Regions from separate parts of the Mus musculus genome. Here region 1 is linked to region 2. Evidence: chromatin loops called from intact Hi-C (ENCODE). Cell type or tissue: gastrocnemius. All regions are shown on one strand. Links, peaks and the distances in the headings refer to the core of each region. The heading gives the core; the rest is flanking DNA. Region 1 overlaps 9330111N05Rik (RIKEN cDNA 9330111N05 gene). Region 2 holds the start of 5430425K12Rik (RIKEN cDNA 5430425K12 gene).

Region 1 (4,400 bases), core at 154-4,153, 82 kb before region 2:
GACCCTGAGCACGCATACCACGGTGCTACGTGATCTATCTCTTTAACAAAACCCTCTATAGTCTTAATGGCAATTTTTAGGCCACACTGCCTCAAGACCGACCATAAGGCGGTCACTACGGAGTGGGAAGTTCCCATACTGCTCGCTGCCCTGTTGTCTAACTGTGCCTGACCATGACTGAGAACCAGTCAGCAGTTCCAGCGGTGGAAGCAGTACGTGATCAAAAGAAAAAGAATGAGCCCCGTGAAAACATACAAAAAGGCCTCTAACACTGGAGAAATTTCAAGACCGAACATACCTTACAGAGCCTTACGTGTCCCGCAGTTCTGAACCAGCCCCGCGAACGGGGGATCTCCCTTGCACCGGTGATGGTATGCAGTTCCCAGGTTTCTCAGCGCCACTTGTCCCGAGCTATCGTTCTCGCCAGCAAGAACACACTCAGACAACCGGATTCTTCTGCAGCAAGCTTTATTGCTTCTTAAGGAGGGAAGACCCAGACCCCGGAAAATGGTGCTGCTTATATAGCCCTCAGCATGGTGTTTCAGCACCTGATGTGGCATGTCAGCTCCTGATTTGTTGCTCGCCCATCACCTCATTACTACGCCCCGAGATGGGCAGTGACTAGGCGTGAGTTCACTCTCGCACTTGCGCACAAGGCTTGTTTACTAGTTAGGCACAGCGGAAGCCAGCGCCATCTTATAATGGCGATTGCTCGCAGCACGGCTCTCCACAACTAGGTCCTTTCCTTCTCTCTTCCTCTGAGATCCTACTTTACAAATCAGATACATATATCTATGGACAGACACATATCAGGAGCCATGACAATGGCTGGCTCTCACCAAAGCATTTTCAAATTTCAAATGTGAGTATGGAAGTTTCAATAACTAAAAAGCAATGAGAGCAATTATTTTTGCCTTAAGTCAAAGATGGATGTGTAAAAGGAAAAGGTACAAATTGCACAATAAATTTTAAGGAGAGAAAAAGTGAGGGCCAGGGATTTGGGAAATCTCCTAATTTCACAAAAATTTGTTTTAAGACCTCTGAGTTCCTAACATTAAGTACATTATTAACCTGATATATTTTGTTTTATGAGACAGGTTTTTTGTATATAGCCCCTGGCTATCTTAGAACTCGATATGTAGACCAGGCTAGCCTTGAAGTCACACAGATCATTTTGCCTCTGCCTTCCCAGTGGTGAGATCAGAGGCACATGCCACCATGACCAGTTCAGCTTGATAATATGTTAACAGTTCAGTTGATCTGGACTCTAAAGAGATATATTCAACAGTACAAATGTCCAGATACAAATTTAAACAGTAAGGAAGCATGTTTGAGAACACAGGTCAGACATAATATTTCACCTTCTCTAATTCTAAACTCAAGGAATACCAAAGATCTAGGATTTCCAAGAAGCTAGGTGGGGGCCAAAAGAAAACAACTTTATTCTTTAATGAAGTGTTTCTTTTAGAAGATCTTCAACAAAGTAAATGTACTGGTTCCATAATAAGTTCTTCTTATGATGACTGGCTCTAACCAGTCCTGGGGAAATGTACTAACAGACAGAGATTACCCAGCGAAGTACAGGAGATGAGAAAGTACATAGGGCTGCCGTGGTTGCGCCAATGTTTATAAAGCCCTTGCACATCTTTATGGATAAAAGAATCCACAAGACAATGCCATGTACCTACTTGTTATTGAGATTCCAGATGAGGACATCCAAAGAGCTCAAGGCTTTCTTCATAAACACTTAAAAGTAAACACTGATGCGTATTCTTTTCTGGCTGAGCAGGGTGAAAGTGCCCAGATCAGGGCCGGTAATAGAGACAGCCAGCCAGAGAAGACATCTGCCCACACAACGTGCTTTAAAGAAAGCCCACAGCCCTGCCTGTTGGAAAGTATTTTCCTTTTTGATTCTTCTGAACATCCCCCTGTTTTTCTGGCCTCCATTCCATCACTAATCAGCAGTGAGTTAGATGCGAAGTAAAGGTATTATCTCCATAAAGCCACAGTGGGAACATATAGACAATTTGGCAGGAGAATTTGCCTTTTTCCCACTTTCAGAACAAAACATATAGACAGCAATTAGTTTATCTGGATTGTTGGCTTGAGAAGCAAACGCTAGGATTCTAATAGTTTGGGACATAAATGGCCTTTCTATTCTATATGAGAGTTCAGCATGTGAGTTTCATAACTTCTTGCCCCATGTCAGAAGAATTAGTTGGGGCCCAGCAGAGGGCACCCTAAGAGACCAGCACATAGGGGCTAGAAACTTACTAATGGATATAGGTTTACTAAATCCAGCTTTGTTTCCAACTTTTTAAGTTTTAGGAAGCCAGCCTTAAGGAAACTGGAAAGCTTTAATATTTACTGGTTATGAATTCCCTGGTGGCAGTATTACTTCTTAAATCTACTAGGTGCCAAACCATGCCTTCTTGACCCCCTTCCCCCTCTACCCCTCCCCTCCCCTCTTCATCTTCCTTTTCTCCCCTAGTAGTCATATATAACTCAATTGCCTTTGGTAGAATCAGTCACTTCCTATCCTCACCCCAAAAAATGCAAGATCACGGAGCTTACAGACACAAAAAGCACTTAGAAAGTCACAAAGGGGACTCAGGGCTGAAGCACAGTGCACTGAAGAAACAGACAAAACCTACCTGATTGTTGCATGATGTAGGGGGTAAAAGGTGGTCAGCCAACTCTTTCACTTAGATTGGCTGTTTATGTCTTTGATGTATTTATAGGTATTGAAAAGCAGAGCCAGATCTCTTAGTTTTGAAAGTAGAATACCCTCTTCACATGTCATACAAAATAATTCCCAAGGAAATTCATGGACTTCTCCCCATGTATACAATAATAATCCCAGCATAGGGCTTGCTATATTTGAAGGAGAAAGAATGGAATTTTGAAAAATTACCAATTCAAAATTCATGATGAATTTTGGGCCTACATGAGTGCCCACCATAACTTAATATAGCAAATTACTATTTCTGTTTCCAGTTTCCACCTTAAAATTACATTAAAATCATTTTTCTTTAATGATGATCTTATTCTATGGCATGAGTAAATATAAATATTTTTTATATGCTTTTTGTGGCACTGTCTTGCTATGTAGCACTCACTGGCCTGAAACTGACTATGTAGATCAGACTGGCTCAAACTTGAATCCATCCTCTTTACTTTATCCCCTAAGTACCAGGCTTATATCACCACACCAAGATAAAAATGTTATATTTTGATGAGTCAAAAAAATGATACAGGGATAGTCAAGGCCTAGATTTGTCTATGTCCTTATACTGACAACCTTTTTGTACTGAAATATACTGTGTAGATCAAAGAACTTGAATGTAAGTACATAATAAATTCAGTTGAATGAAAAAAACCAAACACAATACCTAGGTGTGAAAGAGAATTTGAGTGATAGTCCAATTAGAAATACAGCCAAGGAAACTTAATTCATGCAATGTGTGTGGTTACATTCTACAGTATGAAGGAATGTTAGAAGTTCTAGAGCATGCTATTTACCAGAGAACTTGAGCCCAGAAACAGGCAATCTAGAAAAAATAAGCATATATTTGTAAATTTAAGGAAAAAAAATTGTCAGCAGGTAGAATATCTGAGACTGGTCTTAGGGGGAGAGTGTAGTGATTGAGAAAGCATTCCCATGAAGAAAGCAGAGGACAAGTAGTAGGATATAAAGTCACATGAAGAGCTAGATTTGTCCAGAAGTGGAATTTTACAATTCCAGATCAGGTGAGAGAGAATGCTTACTTTGATTAACAAAGCATGCAAGAATAACAGTTCAATAGAAGGCATCGTTGACCCATTTTTCAGAACAGGAATGGAGATTTGATGGGAATAAGTAACTTGTTCACATCTGTCTAGTTAATATGTTTCTGGTCTTGTTATAAAAAATTAGGTCTCCTCGATTGCTAAGACTTCCCTTTTCTTCATTTGGTTTGCTCTAAAATTTCAGTTACTAAAGCTGGGGTAAAGCAAATCAGGTTTATAATTTGATGCTGAGGTCTTCAAACAACTTGGAGGACTGGAACTAAACTCTTCAAATCATTGTTATGATTCCAGACTTAGAGAAGCTCCCATGGTGGGGGCAATTCTCAAGCTTGCCTTCAAGCTGGGGTGATCTTTGGTGTTTATCAAATACCATTGGAAGAATAATCTAAGTGATTGTAAACATAGCCCACACATTTGGATTTTTAAACTGCCCCTAGCTGATGCTGACATATATGCAGCCTGGAAACTACTGACCATAGCAAACCTTGGCTGTCTGCAGAGGAGAACAATGCTGGCCAAAAGCATGTTCAAATGTGGTAGGAAAAATACTGGACGACTCCGGGTTTATTTTTCTTTTCTCTCAAATAAGTGGACCATAACCTGTGCTTGGT
Region 2 (4,400 bases), core at 108-4,107:
TATATATGTGTGCAAGTACTTCATATAAAATGTTTTTTAAAACTTAGAAAACAGAATAATACTTTTTGTTATTTGGAGAGTAAATGCTGAAATTTATTAATAAGATAGCTATTAAGCATTTACTATAGGTCAGAGGTTACATAGTAGATTACAGGGTGATTAATAAAAACAATAGGAACTAACAAAATTGCACACAAGATGAAGGTTTAAGTATTGTCTTCAGGCTTCTGGAATTATTATAAATCAATTTATCTTTTTGCTACTGTTGTCAGGAAAGTACTTAATGAACAATGTTTAGATTATCTGGACTTTGAAAGGCCGAGTTAGAATGCAGTCTGTGTGCTTTCTTGAGTCAAATGGCATGATAGGTAAGAAGAAGAAGCAGAAACTGTATCAGAGGTTCAACTGGCCTGAGAGACATAGGGGTAGATCTCCATCTCCTCTTTATGTCAGATGGAGAGTAGCCTTAGAGCAAAAGAAAAAATGATCTGGTTTGGATTACATATACCTTTTAAGATGTTGAGTATTATAATTTGGAAAAATGTTACTCACATGTACTTAATTGGCAAACACTTTGCATGTACTTTAGATATCTTTTTGACAGGACATTTCAGCCTGTGGTTATTTTTTCATATATTTTATCATTTTCCCAAAGAAATGCATGCATTTACACAGGCTAAGAGAGTGCAGTCAGAGAATTCCATCGTTAACCATAGGTTACCGATCATACGCTGAGGAACTGTCTGGCCTTATCAGGTAGAACTGAAATCATGGGAGAAGACATGGTAATGACACTAAAAGGGGGCACAAGGAAAGCTCCCCCTTCCAGGACAGGTGCGAGCACCACTCTGGCCGCTGTGTAGCTCAGGACTCCTCAGGACAGCTGGCTGACACGGACAGATTGTTCGCTGCCCACTCCAGGGGTTTGCAGGCGTTCTTTCACACATCAGCGGAGCAGGGGAGGCACTATCTGTTCTCTGCCATTAGGGATTCCTATGCAATCTGAGGAAAGAAGCCTTTTTAACCCTCAGAAGTGATCCTTGAGATCTCTAGTATTGATCTACATGCAGAACCACTTCTGGAACTTGAATCATTGAGAGAGCATATGTATGCTGGCACTGTGGAATCTTAAACCACCTAGGATTAAAAACAATCAAAAACCTTTAGTCTGTTTGAAGATGACATTATGGAACCAAACCACTTACTACTCCTCTTTTCACCTGCCAATACAGCAAAAAGTAATGTTGAGGCTACCTCCATCGCCCCCCCCCCCACCCGCTTTCCTTCTTCTATATGTCCCTACATTAAAGAAGGTACTTGGGGGCTCCTTCAAGAAAAGTTGACTCCAAAGTGAGCTCCAGTGGTCAGCCAGGGCCCCATTTCTAGAGGGCAGAGTACAGTTCTGGTATGAGGGCAACACTGTGTGGCTGCCACACACCACTTCCCCCAACCCATCTGCATACATAGGCTGAGCACTTGCTCAGACACAGGGACCCATGAGAACAAGTCCAGTGTTGCTTCACCGATTAAAGGGCTCCCATGAAGACTCATGCAGCTAGTGCCACCCTACAGACTGCCCGAGCTGCCCACAGGAAAAACTAATTACATTCAGATCGCTGGAGAGCGGTCATCCAGAATACATACCTTGCAAAAACTTAGGAACATTCAGGTTGAGTAATGGTTCAGATGGTTTGCAAATAACACATGCTCGTTTTTATGTTGCTAAAGACTCTTTGCTAGGAAACGAAACACTTGAAATTTAATCTGTAATGTTCTCAAGAGTCTTAGGCCAAACCAACTCAAGCTGTGAACGCCTTGGCTCTGGAGAGCCAGGCAAGGGTCAGGGCAGGGCAGTCCCTGGCCTGGCCTGATGCCTCCAGAATAAACCAAACAGCCACCGGAAGTGGTTTCTGGGAGTCAGTAGGTGGCACACTTCCTCTTGAGTCAGAACTGAATCACAGCTGTGAGCCGCAAAAAGGATCTTTCTTTATCCCCTACCTTTTTTCCCTGTTCCCAGCAGTCACATTATCAAACTCTATCAAATGATGTGTGCCTCGCTTAGCTTAGCATATTCCAATGAAGAAAGGGAGAAAGAAAACCATTTGGAAACAAGAAGAGGGTGGGAAATACAGAGGCCTGAACTGAACTCTGACATTGTTTCATAACTAGTCACATTCTAAGAGATGCAAAGGAAAGCTATCTGTAGGTTTCACTGGGGTCATAAGGACCCCAGTTCTCCCAGCTCCTGTCTGACCCACTTCCAGTGAGACAGTTAGCTCTCACTTACATAAGCTGTGTTGCTTAAAATGGCCCTGCTTGGCTTTTCACTTGCTGAACCTGGCATACTCCCCTGTCTGCTGGACAGCCGTCCTCGATGCTGTCCCGAGCAAGGCCTTCGGTCAGCTCTGGGTGAAATGATCCTGTTCTGAATGTACTGAATGCTGTTGGCAATGCTGTAAATTGTTTTTAGTCCCAAGGAAAAGAACTCGGCAGTTACCAACAAGTCACAAAAACAGGCATACTTTCCCCCATCTTCTCCCTAGTGTAGTTCTGGGAATGCACATATATTTAACCACATTTTTATCTGATGACCTTTATGTTAGTATTGCTTTGCTGCTTCCTTTCAAGCCAATGTATTTAGATTGATAGCATGTTTATGAACATGACTTCATAGGCCCAGGCTAAATGCCCTATGTTTGTTTGACTCCTAGAAAACTGATAATCAGCCTGGAATCAGAAATCTTAGTACAATGCTAATATCTCATGGTTCCTGCTGTAAACCAGTCCAAAGTTTAAAGAACACGTTGATTTGTGTTCAGATTCAAGATAAACAGTAATCTGTAACTGTTTATATAGTCCTATGCTTAGTATATGCAGGGCCTTGGCTGCTGTCCTCAGTAGTGTGTGTGTGTGTGTGTGTGTGTGTGTGTGTGTGTATTTATGTATGAGTGTAAATGTGTGGGAGTGTGTGTGTGAGTCAGTATACAGGTGTGAGTGTGTTATGAGTGTGTGTGTGTGTGTGTGTGTGTGTGTATTTATGAATGAGTGTAAATGTGTGTGAGTGTGTGTGTGAGTCAGTATACAGGTGTGAGTGTGTTATGAGTGTGTGTGTGTGTGTGTGTGTGTGAGAGAGAGAGAGAGAGAGAGAGAGAGAGAGAGAGAGAGAATAAAGGGATCTGTGGAGTTGTGGGACCTTGCATAAGTCTCTGAACCTGTCTGAGCCTTCACTTCCTCAGTCTGCACAACAGGTTTCTAACACAAGGGTAGTCTTACTATGAGAACTGCAAGCTTTTCCATAGTGCCCAGGACAGCTCTTGTTTATGCTCAGTCTTTAAGATCAGTTTGTGCTTGTTCTCTTTATTTACAACATCTTTTCGCTGGGAGATATGAACAGCATTTGGACAAACGTGGGCATGCCAAGTCCCGTCTTGCCCAATGACATCATTTACATCCAGCTCCTGTAGCAATTTCATCCACAACACCTGCAACACATGTGACATCAAGTGGCATGTTGGACTCCTTCACAGACTGGTGGGGAAGTGAGCCAGGCAGTTTTCAAAGCCAAAGGCAGCTGTCTGGGCTGGACTGCACTGCCTGTGGATGGCAAGCTAATGGGAAAGGAGTCCTCATCTGACACATGGAAAGGAGTGCCTAAAGGACCAGTTGGGAGCGGGGCAGGGGGGGGGGGTGCAGAGCCAGCAGCAGCAGCAGCAGCAGAACTCATAGCAGCTAGATCTGGCACAGCCAGGTCAAACCAGGCAAAGGCTGGCCATCAGGGAGAAACAGACATTGCCATGAGAACTGAAAAGCCCTTCAGAAATTCGCATCTCCTGCATTTCCTTGATGCCTCTCTGCATTTGCTCCTACAGGGCATTCCTTCATTCCCAGATGGAAATGTGAACAGTAGAGGTCCTCCCCCTTCCCTCCTCCAGAAAGTAGGTCCAGAGGATCATTGACATCATGATCCTGTGCTCACCTGTCTCAGAACCAGCACATCGTGTACTGTGGTTGGCTGATTATAGTCTTCACTAGGCTGTGAGCTACTAAACACAAGGAATCTCTCCCAAATGTTGAAGCTCCAGAGTGCCAGCATGCTCAGCAAGGTCTCTCTCTTACTTGTCCTTTGTTTTGTTTTGTTTTGTTTTGAGGTAGATTAGCCAGATATATTTAAAATAATATTTTAACACTCCGTCGTTGAAAGTTTTAATTGGGACAAATTTATGAGACTGAATTGATAATAAATTTATGCAATAAATTGTGATCATGACCATCTGCCATTTTCCTCTTTTCCCTCTCCAGACCTTTACCTCTCTATGTGTCCCTTCTGATTTCATGCCCCCCCTTTTTATGAGATATTTTCTTTATTTACTTTTCTTTTCTTTTTTTTTTTTTTTTTTTTT

What was found. A loop is a pair of places that touch in the nucleus more often than their neighbours do. Peaks named below come from ENCODE experiments on the same cell type or tissue, not always from the same donor. Only the 100,000 strongest peaks of a DNase experiment are listed, where the experiment ranks them.
Region 1: it touches region 2 in a loop (2.6-fold over the local background); 1 of 42 quality-filtered maps calls a loop at or near these places.

What each region holds. Positions count from the first base shown.
Region 1 is chr13:81,020,436-81,024,835 of GRCm38, reverse strand. The region is part of intron 1 of 9330111N05Rik (RIKEN cDNA 9330111N05 gene); the gene reads right to left. Among named protein-coding and RNA genes, the nearest start is that of 9330111N05Rik, 59 kb to the right of the region's middle. In gastrocnemius, for the core only: a CTCF peak has its summit at 2,226 (motif pointing right); no DNase peak of the experiment used is centred there.
Region 2 is chr13:80,938,542-80,942,941 of GRCm38, reverse strand. It overlaps 5430425K12Rik (RIKEN cDNA 5430425K12 gene), which reads right to left and starts at 2,539. Exons shown (of 5, transcript NR_103550.1): 1 at 2,288-2,539; 2 at 1,645-1,736. In gastrocnemius, for the core only: a CTCF peak has its summit at 1,917 (motif pointing right); a DNase peak (open chromatin) is centred at 3,548; H3K4me3 peaks cover 1,937 bases; H3K27ac peaks cover 4,000 bases.